Regions from separate parts of the Homo sapiens genome. Here all the other regions are linked to region 3. The links are chromatin contacts, found by Hi-C in ENCODE. All regions are on one chromosome and are shown on one strand. Each heading gives the region's core, a stretch centred on a gene start or an enhancer-like site at or near the end of the contact. The rest is flanking DNA. Distances are from core to core; before and after follow the strand shown. Region 1 holds the start of NIPBL (NIPBL cohesin loading factor). Region 2 holds the start of SKP2 (S-phase kinase associated protein 2). Region 3 holds the start of HMGCS1 (3-hydroxy-3-methylglutaryl-CoA synthase 1).

Region 1 (2,986 bases), core at 59-2,558, 6.4 Mb before region 3:
GGCTTTGGCTCACTCCCCTCAAGACGGGAAGCCATTCGCAGGGCCTAGAGAAAAGGAGTGACAGGATCTTGGCCCCCTGAGTGGCCTGAGGCAAAAGGAATAATCTAAGCAAGTTTTCCTACTTACTTTTAGCGCACTGGTACACACACAAATACACAATACAATTCATATAACACGAATTTCGTCCCGGTTGAGTAAAATTCCGCTTACCTACTGCACTTTTTACCGAAAATAGCCCCTTTTTAATTTACACAAACTTAATAGAGAACGGTGGAACAATGGTTACTTCTTGTTTTACAATTTAAAAACTACAACAACCATAGTACTGTACGTATAATCACATATTGTATTCCAGCCTTGTCCAGCGCCTCAGTTTTCCGAACCTAAAGAGGAAAACGATGTTTGAAATCAGCTGGCCGCAGGCCCGCGGGTCGCCCGCAGTCACCGGTGGCTGAGTCGGGGCCGGCGGTTCTCCCCGCGCGCTCGGCTCCACCCACACCTAGAGGGGGGCGCCCGGGCAGCCGCGGGCGAGCTTCTCGCTCGCGCAGCGTCGCCTACAGGCCTTTATCCTGACCGTTAGAGAAGAACCCAAACCTCTGCCGACAAAAAGCAAAAGCAGCGGAGACCGCGTATTTCCAGAAATAAACGCATCATCACAAACACGATTCCAATTCAATCCAGCCGACAGTCGTCTTCACCTCCAAAGGTTGCGTTCTTATTCGCAGAAATAACACGCAGTCGGGCGTAAGGTCCCGGCTCTCAAAAGGCAAGGTGTACGATCCATCCATCCACCCGGCTGCAGGGACACCATTTAAAACGGGCATCATCGCCATCGAATCGCGGGCGTCCTCTGTGGGGCCGCCCGGAGATCGGCTCCCTAAAGCTAACGACGACCTGGGACAGCCAGCGCGGCCTCCAGCCGCCGCCGTCGGCGACCTGAGAGCCCGTCCGGGCCTGAGTGCCCCCCACGCTCACGACCACCACCGAACTCGGGCCCCGCTCCTGTCGGCCTCCAGGAAAATAAAGACAGAGGAGAGCCGGCCCGCCTGTGTCGCAGGGCAAACGTCGCTCTGAAGCATCGACAATACTGGCAACATCCACAGCCGCCCTGAGGGGACGGGCGTAGAGGAGAGCTGCCGCCTCCCGGCTGCTGGGCCCGGGTGCCGCGCGGCGCGGCCGAGGACGCGAGCCCAAGTGGCGGCAGCGGCGGCTGCGGCGGTGGCGGAAGTGGAGTGGGGAAGAGGGGGTGGTTGTTAGTGTTTGGCGCCGGCGGAGGGAGTCATTCCTGCAGCTGCACTTCCGGTCGGCATTTTGTTCTGAGAGGGAGAGACGGAACGAGAGAGAGACACACACAGGGCTCCTTCCCCCCGCCCTCCCCCCCCTCCCTCCGTCGGTACCGACTCACCCGACACCACCAAGCCGCAGGGAGGGACGCCCCCGCCGACAGGAGAATTGGTTCCCGGGCCCGCGGCGATGCCCCCCCGGTAGCTCGGGCCCGTGGTCGGGTGTTTGTGAGTGTTTCTATGTGGGAGAAGGAGGAGGAGGAGGAAGAAGAAGCAACGATTTGTCTTCTCGGCTGGTCTCCCCCCGGCTCTACATGTTCCCCGCACTGAGGAGACGGAAGAGGAGCCGTAGCCACCCCCCCTCCCGGCCCGGATTATAGTCTCTCGCCACAGCGGCCTCGGCCTCCCCTTGGATTCAGACGCCGATTCGCCCAGGTAAATTCCTGCTCTTTATTTCGGCGGCGGCGGCGGCGGCGCCGGCGCCAGGTCCTCAGCGTCTCTCCTCCTCGCTCCCCTCCCCGCCGTTTCCTTAGCGGCCCCAGGTCTCTTCCACAGGCGAGTCTAGAGTTCGCTCCTCTCTGGTGGCAGCCGCCTTGGGTAGCGGTGGTTTTGTACCCTCTCCCGGCCGGCTCCGGTGGCGGGGACTGGGCTCCTGCTGGGCGGCCGGGGAGGCGTAGGCCCGGCGGAGAGTGCAGGCCGCGGGCCAGCGGAATCTACTTGAGCTCGGGGATTAGGAGAGCTCCGGGCTGAGCGGAGCGACTGCTGGTCGGTGACAGGCCTCGCCCGGGAGTGGAGCCGTAGCTAGTGGGGAGGCGGAAACAATACAACTAACAGCAAATGTGCCCTGATCGTCCCCATATTTACAACTTTCCCGGTCCGGGAGTGGGGAACGTCCCAGTGAAACAAACAACCTCCCTTCTTCCCCCTGTGACCCCATGAAGGGAGGAAGTAGTTTCAGTTAGTGAGACAAACGTAAATACTCAGACGCGGATCCAGTGGTAATTCTTTCTCTTTCTAAAACTTGTTTGGACGTTGGAAAGTTCATAAAGACTCATTTTCTTTTTTAAAGAATTAAATCGTCCACATGAATATTTAATACAGAAAAACATACTGTGGTAGACACTGCACATCTCCCCCTCCCCAAGAGCTTTTATCTTGTTGTTTTGACAGTGTGTTGTTGCACATGGACTTTTTATTCAAAGACAAGTATAAAGTACTTGACAGGTTTACTCTGCCACTTTCTATTTGTATGCGTTATGTAAGGGCAGTTTTAAGCGACTATACGTAAAACACTCAGGTACTTCCTGACCAAAACGTGTAGGAGCATACAAAGAATTTTAAGTGTTCTGAGAATTGTGCTGAGATACGGGTAAAACCACTTTTCTTTTCTTTTTCCAAAAAAGAAATTAAGTTATACTTAAAATCCTTGGGAGGTTAAAAAATTGTAGAAGGTGCCATCCTTTTATGTCAGGGCAGTTCTTCTTGAGGTCCCAGGATTGTCATTGGCTGTTTGTGCCATGATGTTTGACTGTGTAATGAGAGAGGTGTCATTTTAATAGGTTAAATGTATCTGTAAATGCTGGAGAAAAATATCAGTTCTAACTTGACAAGTTCTAGTTCATGAGTAAGTTAAGTGTTTCGAGCTTGTTTATGGAGGCGTTCATAATGTAGGTTGGTATAAGGGGGAAACACCAATTTAAAAT
Region 2 (3,164 bases), core at 557-3,056, 7.2 Mb before region 3:
TCATCTTTAAATTTAGAATCATCTCATCGATTAAACCTTCCTATCTATGAGATCTATATCTGAAGTGGGCTCTCCCAATTATTTTACATCTCAAAACTGTTTATTCTCATTATGGCATCTTAAATATTTTTGTTTATTCTTTCTCCTCCATTAGCTTACAGGCTCTCTCTGTTTTGTTCCCTTTCCTGAAGGAAACTATAATTTTTTGTGTCAAAAATATTTTCTCCTATGAGTTGCAATCTTCAGGGAAAGGACGTAGCTTCAAACAAAGGCAAATGCTTTCTCCTTAGCCAAAGTAACATAAAGGTCACTTTCTGTAAAACATCAGGATATTGCATTTTAAAATGCTTTCCATATAACATTAGTTTGATGAACGGCTTAGCCTAGGATTCTGCACCTAGTTCCAATCAAAACCAAGTTGTGAACAGATCCCTTCTTTACACCAATCTCATCTTTCAAGAACGAGCTAAAGGTTCATGAATTCCTTCCTCAAGAGGCAGTTACTTTTCAAGCTAAGGACCAAGCTTGAAACAAGCATATACCTGCACAAGGGAGGTTTAATTTCACTACAGAGCGAATCATTTTTTCAAGGAAACCAGAGGGTGTGTCATACAGCATCACTGAATATTCTAATATGCGATGAAGCTGTTATGCTTCCTTATGAACTTTATAAATCTTCATTTTTATGAGGCTTAGAATTCATCCCCCTTCCCTCTTCCACTGTTTTCCCGGGGTCACAGTTGTAGTATAGTTTGCCCAATGGATTTCGCATGGTCATTGTACCTGGAATATGTCACGCTCCCTACTCTTACTGCCCCCAAACTCTTCTCAGCAGAGATAGGCTGAAAGCAGCTCGCTTTTAGGCGGCGACGCAAACACACGTAGCCAGCTGAGCGACAGCAAGCAACCAAATGGCTTTGCTGGAGGCCCCCTGCGTGCACGGGTAAAGCTCGTTGCAAAATACAGTCCTTTCATTTATTCCCATGTTGCTATTTATGAGACCTGTCAAGGCTGCAAGGGCATGCGCAGCCTTCCCACCACACAGGACCCGCTGGGGTCTCCGGCTCCCCTAAAATTAAACCATTGTCTCTCGTTCCAACGGCGTGTTTAGCTGTTGTGCGTTATTTTACAGATAAAGGAAGGATCCCGTCCACAGACCCAATTCTTAGGGCCGCCTTCTCCCCGACGGAGGAAGAAGCTTCCTGGCAAAAGGACGAACAGGTGCGACGCCAGCAGTTCGCAGCCTCTCACCTGGCCGGCGGGCTGGGCTACTGTCACCACTCAGCAGCCAAGGACTTGGGCCCCGCAGCGGCGGCCACTCGGGGTCTGCCGGGTCCCCTCTCTTTCCGCCTGCTCTCGGCCCCGGACCCCAGACTCAAAAGCGCCTCACGCGTTCCGCCTTAGGCTCACCGTCCGATCTCGCCAGACAGCGTCTGGACGGGACCGGGAAACGGCGGCCGCCACAGCTGTCCAGGTTCTGGGATCCACGCTCAGAGACGACAGCGCTGGCGATCACCAGAAGGCCTGCGGGCTCCCGAGAAAGGAAAATCCGTCTACAGTCCAGCGGCTGACATTTCCCAGTCAGCCGTAGCGCCGCCCGCTTCCGCCTCCCCGCCTACCCCGTGGGCCGACCAGTCCCGCTCCCGCGGGGGGTTGTGGGTATCTCGAAGGCGGGTAAAGCTGCAAGGGAAGGAAGTAAGGGCGAGCCCGTCGGACTACGAAGCGGGACGGAAACTACAATTCCCAGCAGGCCTTGGGCCTCAGTGCGGCCGCGAAGCAGAGCGGGCTGTAGAGCCTTGCGCGCGCAGTGGGGATGGAACGTTGCTAGGCTTAGCGGGTCTGGCTGCTGGGGGCCCGAGCAGCACGCTCGGAGCCGCCGCGCGCCAAAGCGGGAATCTGGGAGGCGAGCAGCTCTGCAGTTAATGCACGTATTTTAAACTCCCGGGCCTGCGGACGCTATGCACAGGTAAACGGATTGCAAAAAGGGGAAGAGCATGAAATGGACCCTCTTAATAATTCTTTTAGGCCGCGAATATCGCTACTGGCTAATATTGTTAGTAATGCTGTTAAGTGAATGGTTGCTTAGCCCCTTCTTGGGGAAAGTGTGAATGGATGGATGCCTTAGTGCGGGGATCAGCGTGTGGTTTTATTTGGCTTCCCTAATTGGGCTTTTCTGCCACCGTTTTCAATCAGTGTATGATTGCCCTGTCTCTCTCCTTGTCTGTTCCCTCCACTGGGAGAAATTCTTGAGGCCTTCTGCAGGATCGTAAGTCAAAAAGCCTTCTCGATTTGTTCTTTTCATTTCTTCGTTTTCTTGGTAACTCGCCGCAGGCACATAAAAAATGCGATTCTGTTAGCTGCTGTGAAGGTTTCCTACAATGCATAAACTGCAGCTTCTTTAATTGCCTTGAAATTATTTATGGGTGTGTTTTCGAAAGGAACCGGGGGTATTGTGCACTTCTGCAGGAAGCACCTCCAGGAGATTCCAGACCTGAGTAGCAACGTTGCCACCAGCTTCACGTGGGGATGGGATTCCAGCAAGACTTCTGAACTGCTGTCAGGCATGGGGGTCTCCGCCCTGGAGAAAGAGGAGCCCGACAGTGAGAACATCCCCCAGGAACTGCTCTCAAACCTGGGCCACCCGGAGAGCCCCCCACGGAAACGGCTGAAGAGCAAAGGGAGTGACAAAGACTTTGTGATTGTCCGCAGGCCTAAGCTAAATCGAGAGAACTTTCCAGGTAAGGACATGAGGGTAAAAATGTCAGTTATGCAAAGGGTGGATTTAGCTATGTTGTTGGGAAACCTTTGTTCAGAGATCTTTAGCATGGGTTCCTTTTAAGATTGCCTAATTCTGAAGCTATTTTTCAACAAAATAGGGCAAGTCGTCAAGTATGCAGGAATCTTGGTAGATATATATATATATATATATATATATATATGTATGTTCTGGTGCATAATCACCTTGAAAATTTTAACCCATGAGAAGACATTCCTGCCTTTTTCCTTAGAAGGGAATCTGCCTGCCTCAAGGCCAGCTCAGTTTCACCGTTTAACAGAAACATAAACAGTGGTCTTCTTGTAGGATTCCTTTTGCTTTGTACCCCTGAGTGATCTTTTTGCCTTAATCACTTTAGTTATTTATCAGTGGACTGCGAAGTGAACGT
Region 3 (3,093 bases), core at 219-2,718:
ATATCTACAAAGGTAGACACAAAGAAAGCCTTTCTCTCTTCCCATAAGGTATGCTATCCCTGCCCCCTTCTTCACACAAAAATAACTGCAATTTTAAAATAAAGTTTAAAGAACACAAGCTGCTTAGGTGTCTCAAGTGCAAAGAACTACTGACACGGATAATGTTAACGACTTTCAACTGCCTCTCATCTAATAGTATCTGTGCAATAAAGTCCAAAACACATCTCAGAAGGAAAAATCTGTTAACTCTAGGAGCACTTCCATTTGTCTTAATTTTGTTGTTTATCTTGTCATTGTTTTTCATATTCATGCCTAAAACAGAGCAAATGTTAGTTAGCAGCAACCAGAACACATCATCCTACTGCAGCAGGTGGCAAGAGCATCCTCGGGAAGGTGGGGAGCTGCAGCAGAGGTGAGCAGTGAAAGCAGCTACTGATGCCTTAAGGCTAAGGCCATAGGGACAAGCATGACAAACAGGCACAACCTCACATTATTTGTTCCCCAAATCCCTCCTCCAGAGTGGATCAGAATAATCGTTTCTCTACCACTGGTCAAGGCCAGACGTGGGTTTTCAAAGACTCCATATACTTGCTTTGAAATATCCTTAGCTTAATCCAAAACCTATTTGTGGGAGGACTCTGTGAGTGCCTGCCCATTACACTGTATCACCTAAAGCTGGTCCCGAAGGTATTAGTAGGAGAGAGATGTGGGATTTCAGAACACCAAGGAAGCCTATTTTTTAAAACGTAGACAAAAAAAAATATGGAGGCAGGAAGGCGGGAGGCAGTGATCTATGAGATTTGAAGCAAGTACAGACTGAGCCCCAGTACTTAGCCAGGTCTAAATCACGGTTGTGAACGCTTTCTTGCACCTGAGCTGAGGAAGAAAAGTAATGCTACCCACTTCCCTTCTTTCCATCAACTCTATATGTGGCAGCAGGACACACCCCCTGCGAACCTACCAGCCTCCGTCTAAAGAGGATCTTGCCCATCCTTTGGCGTCCACCCTTAACCAACGCTCTGGAAACGCCTTGGTAGCCCAACTGTCTTCTCTCCCCCTCCTGACACCCCCCACTCACCTCTAGGCGGTCACAGCTGCCTCTCTGGCACCTCCAACTCCTCTGTCGTTAGAATACCTAGACCTCAACGCCCTCTCGCGTTCTCCCCTCCGCGACTCGCCTGTGTTCTCGGATCTTCTCAGATCCGCTACGGTCGGCCTCAGGTCCCTCACGAGGGAACCCCCGCCCGGCCCCGCTCACGGTGCCCCATCCTCCCGGGCAAAGTCCACGCCTACGTCCTGACCCAGAGCCCCAGCTCCTTCGGGCCTAGTCAAGGACACCGCCTCTGTCTGGCCCACACCCCGCCCGCGGCACCTCCGCAGCCCAGTTCTACTCCCCAGCGCGGGACACTCACCAAGCGTGACCGAGCGGCAGCAGAGGAAAGGGAGTGAGCCACGAAAGGACAGTCCGCGGCGCCTCCCCTTCGCCACCAGCTTTATAGCCGCCAACCCACCCGACTCCGGCACCGCCGAGAGTCGCTGGGAGGCGGGACGGTGGCTCCCACAGCCAATCGCGGCCGGTAGAGTTGCCCGGCAGCGCCCGCCCCCCAGTCCGGCTTCTACCAATCAAAAGGAAACTAGAGGCGATGACTCGCTAGGATTTTCCCTCGTGGCTGGAAGGGCGGGGAGAAGAGGCGGGGACAAAGTCTCAGGGCCGAGGAAGTGGTGTGAGAGACTGACGTGAGGTGGCACGAGAGCCCAGTTGCCAATGACGGAGCTGCGAGATACGGCGAGAGCCAACGGGAGCGGAGTGAGAGGTTCTCCGACCAATTGGGACTAAGTGAGAGGAGATGCGGGCCAATGGGTACTCCGCGTCCCACCGCTGGAGAGATGGTCAAATGTGGGAGGCGAGGTGGTCCCAGCTTGGGAGTCTGTCAGGTTGCCTAGCAACCAGAACTAGGCTTCACCTGAAAGATTTCTGAAATACTGTACTTGATTTGAATTCAGTCTTAACGTTTTCTAGCAAAGTGTGCGTAGATTGCAAATTGGAGCAGAATACTTCACCCAGAACTTGTATATGTGTAAATAGTCTAAATACCCGATTTGTAAATACTCAAATATTGTCTCCTTTATTCAAAACTACCTTGACTTAAAGAAAACAGAACAAACAAAAGTGCTCTTGAGACAAAGCTTTCTAACTAAACCTAAAACAAAATGGTTTCAGGATTAGGCATCCGTGGGGAGGGTGCAGAGCCTTGCCTGTGAAGGGAAGTTGATACTGAATTCAAGGATTTTTGCCAGGCCATGCACTCTGAGGAAAGGGACTCCATTTGGCCTGTTGCCCACTGTATCTTCTAAGCTTCATATGTGGTACCTGCCAAGTAAAAGGCTGTGGAAAGGCCACGTAATTGTCGGCATAGTAAATCCATCGGATACGGACTGCCTAACTCCCCCAGCAAATAGAGAGGAGCAATTCAAGCTAGAGGAATTCACTGAAACACTATTTGGGGGAATCCAAAGGAGGACACTTGTGGCTTTGCAATAAACTCTGCCTCTATCTGGTCAGAGAGAGAAGCCATAATACTTAGCTTTGGTGGGGGACCATGAGTGAGGTTCGGAGTTGTTTGTATCTCTCCCCATCTCAATTTAATTAACAGGAATGCTATTGATAAGGGGTCATTGGTAATTCTGTGATTCACACAATTATTGTTATGGGAGATTCTTTTAACCACTATAGATGCTAACCTAGTAAGACACATTCTCAGCAGCAAAGTGGCAAAATATATTGGAAATGGAACCACTGTGAAGTGGTGGCATAAATGACTTGGGGGAAGAGGACCACTCAGTAATGATTTCCATTCCACAGTATTGCCCATGACTCACTTCATATGTATGTAAAGTAACTAGATAGTAAACAGAGAGAGAGACATTGCCTGATTATGATCAACAGCAATTTGGGGTGGGGTAGGAGATTAAAATTCTTGGCATATTGGAATATGCTGAAAGGCAGTAAGGACAAACACAAGAAAGAAGATACAGTTTTGTCGTTAGGAATCGCAAATAATTCCAACTCCAGGAGTACATAATGGGAAATGA

Evidence for each region. Hi-C counts contacts between places; a loop is a spot of excess contacts on that map. Pooled maps may share reads with other maps.
Region 1: a map of natural killer cell shows a loop between it and region 3 (18-fold over the local background). The contact joins the promoter of NIPBL here to the promoter of HMGCS1 in region 3. A Hi-C loop is called at or near these places in 1 of 168 maps with a recorded cell type or tissue (natural killer cell), 1 of 37 single-sample maps with no recorded cell type and 9 of 50 pooled maps.
Region 2: a loop to region 3 is called in a pooled map, with 18 times the contacts of the local background. The contact joins the promoter of SKP2 here to the promoter of HMGCS1 in region 3. A Hi-C loop is called at or near these places in 8 of 50 pooled maps.

Annotation. Positions count from the first base shown.
Region 1 is chr5:36,875,461-36,878,446 of GRCh38, forward strand. NIPBL (NIPBL cohesin loading factor) reads left to right here and starts at 1,309. Exons shown (of 47, transcript NM_133433.4): 1 at 1,309-1,718. NIPBL-DT (NIPBL divergent transcript) reads right to left here and starts at 1,234. Exons shown (of 1, transcript NR_046262.1): 1 at 1-1,234. RefSeq lists an enhancer at 605-654 and silencers at 1,065-1,174, 1,815-1,934.
Region 2 is chr5:36,150,305-36,153,468 of GRCh38, forward strand. It overlaps SKP2 (S-phase kinase associated protein 2), which reads left to right and starts at 1,807. Exons shown (of 10, transcript NM_005983.4): 1 at 1,807-1,966; 2 at 2,467-2,738. The coding sequence starts at 1,959. LMBRD2 (LMBR1 domain containing 2) reads right to left here and starts at 1,583. Exons shown (of 18, transcript NM_001007527.2): 1 at 1,252-1,583. RefSeq lists silencers at 854-913, 1,514-1,653 and enhancers at 867-1,850, 1,924-2,113.
Region 3 is chr5:43,311,944-43,315,036 of GRCh38, forward strand. HMGCS1 (3-hydroxy-3-methylglutaryl-CoA synthase 1) reads right to left here and starts at 1,469. Exons shown (of 11, transcript NM_001098272.3): 1 at 1,413-1,469. RefSeq lists enhancers at 1,239-1,378, 1,629-1,858, 1,865-2,381, 2,382-2,896, 2,991-3,093.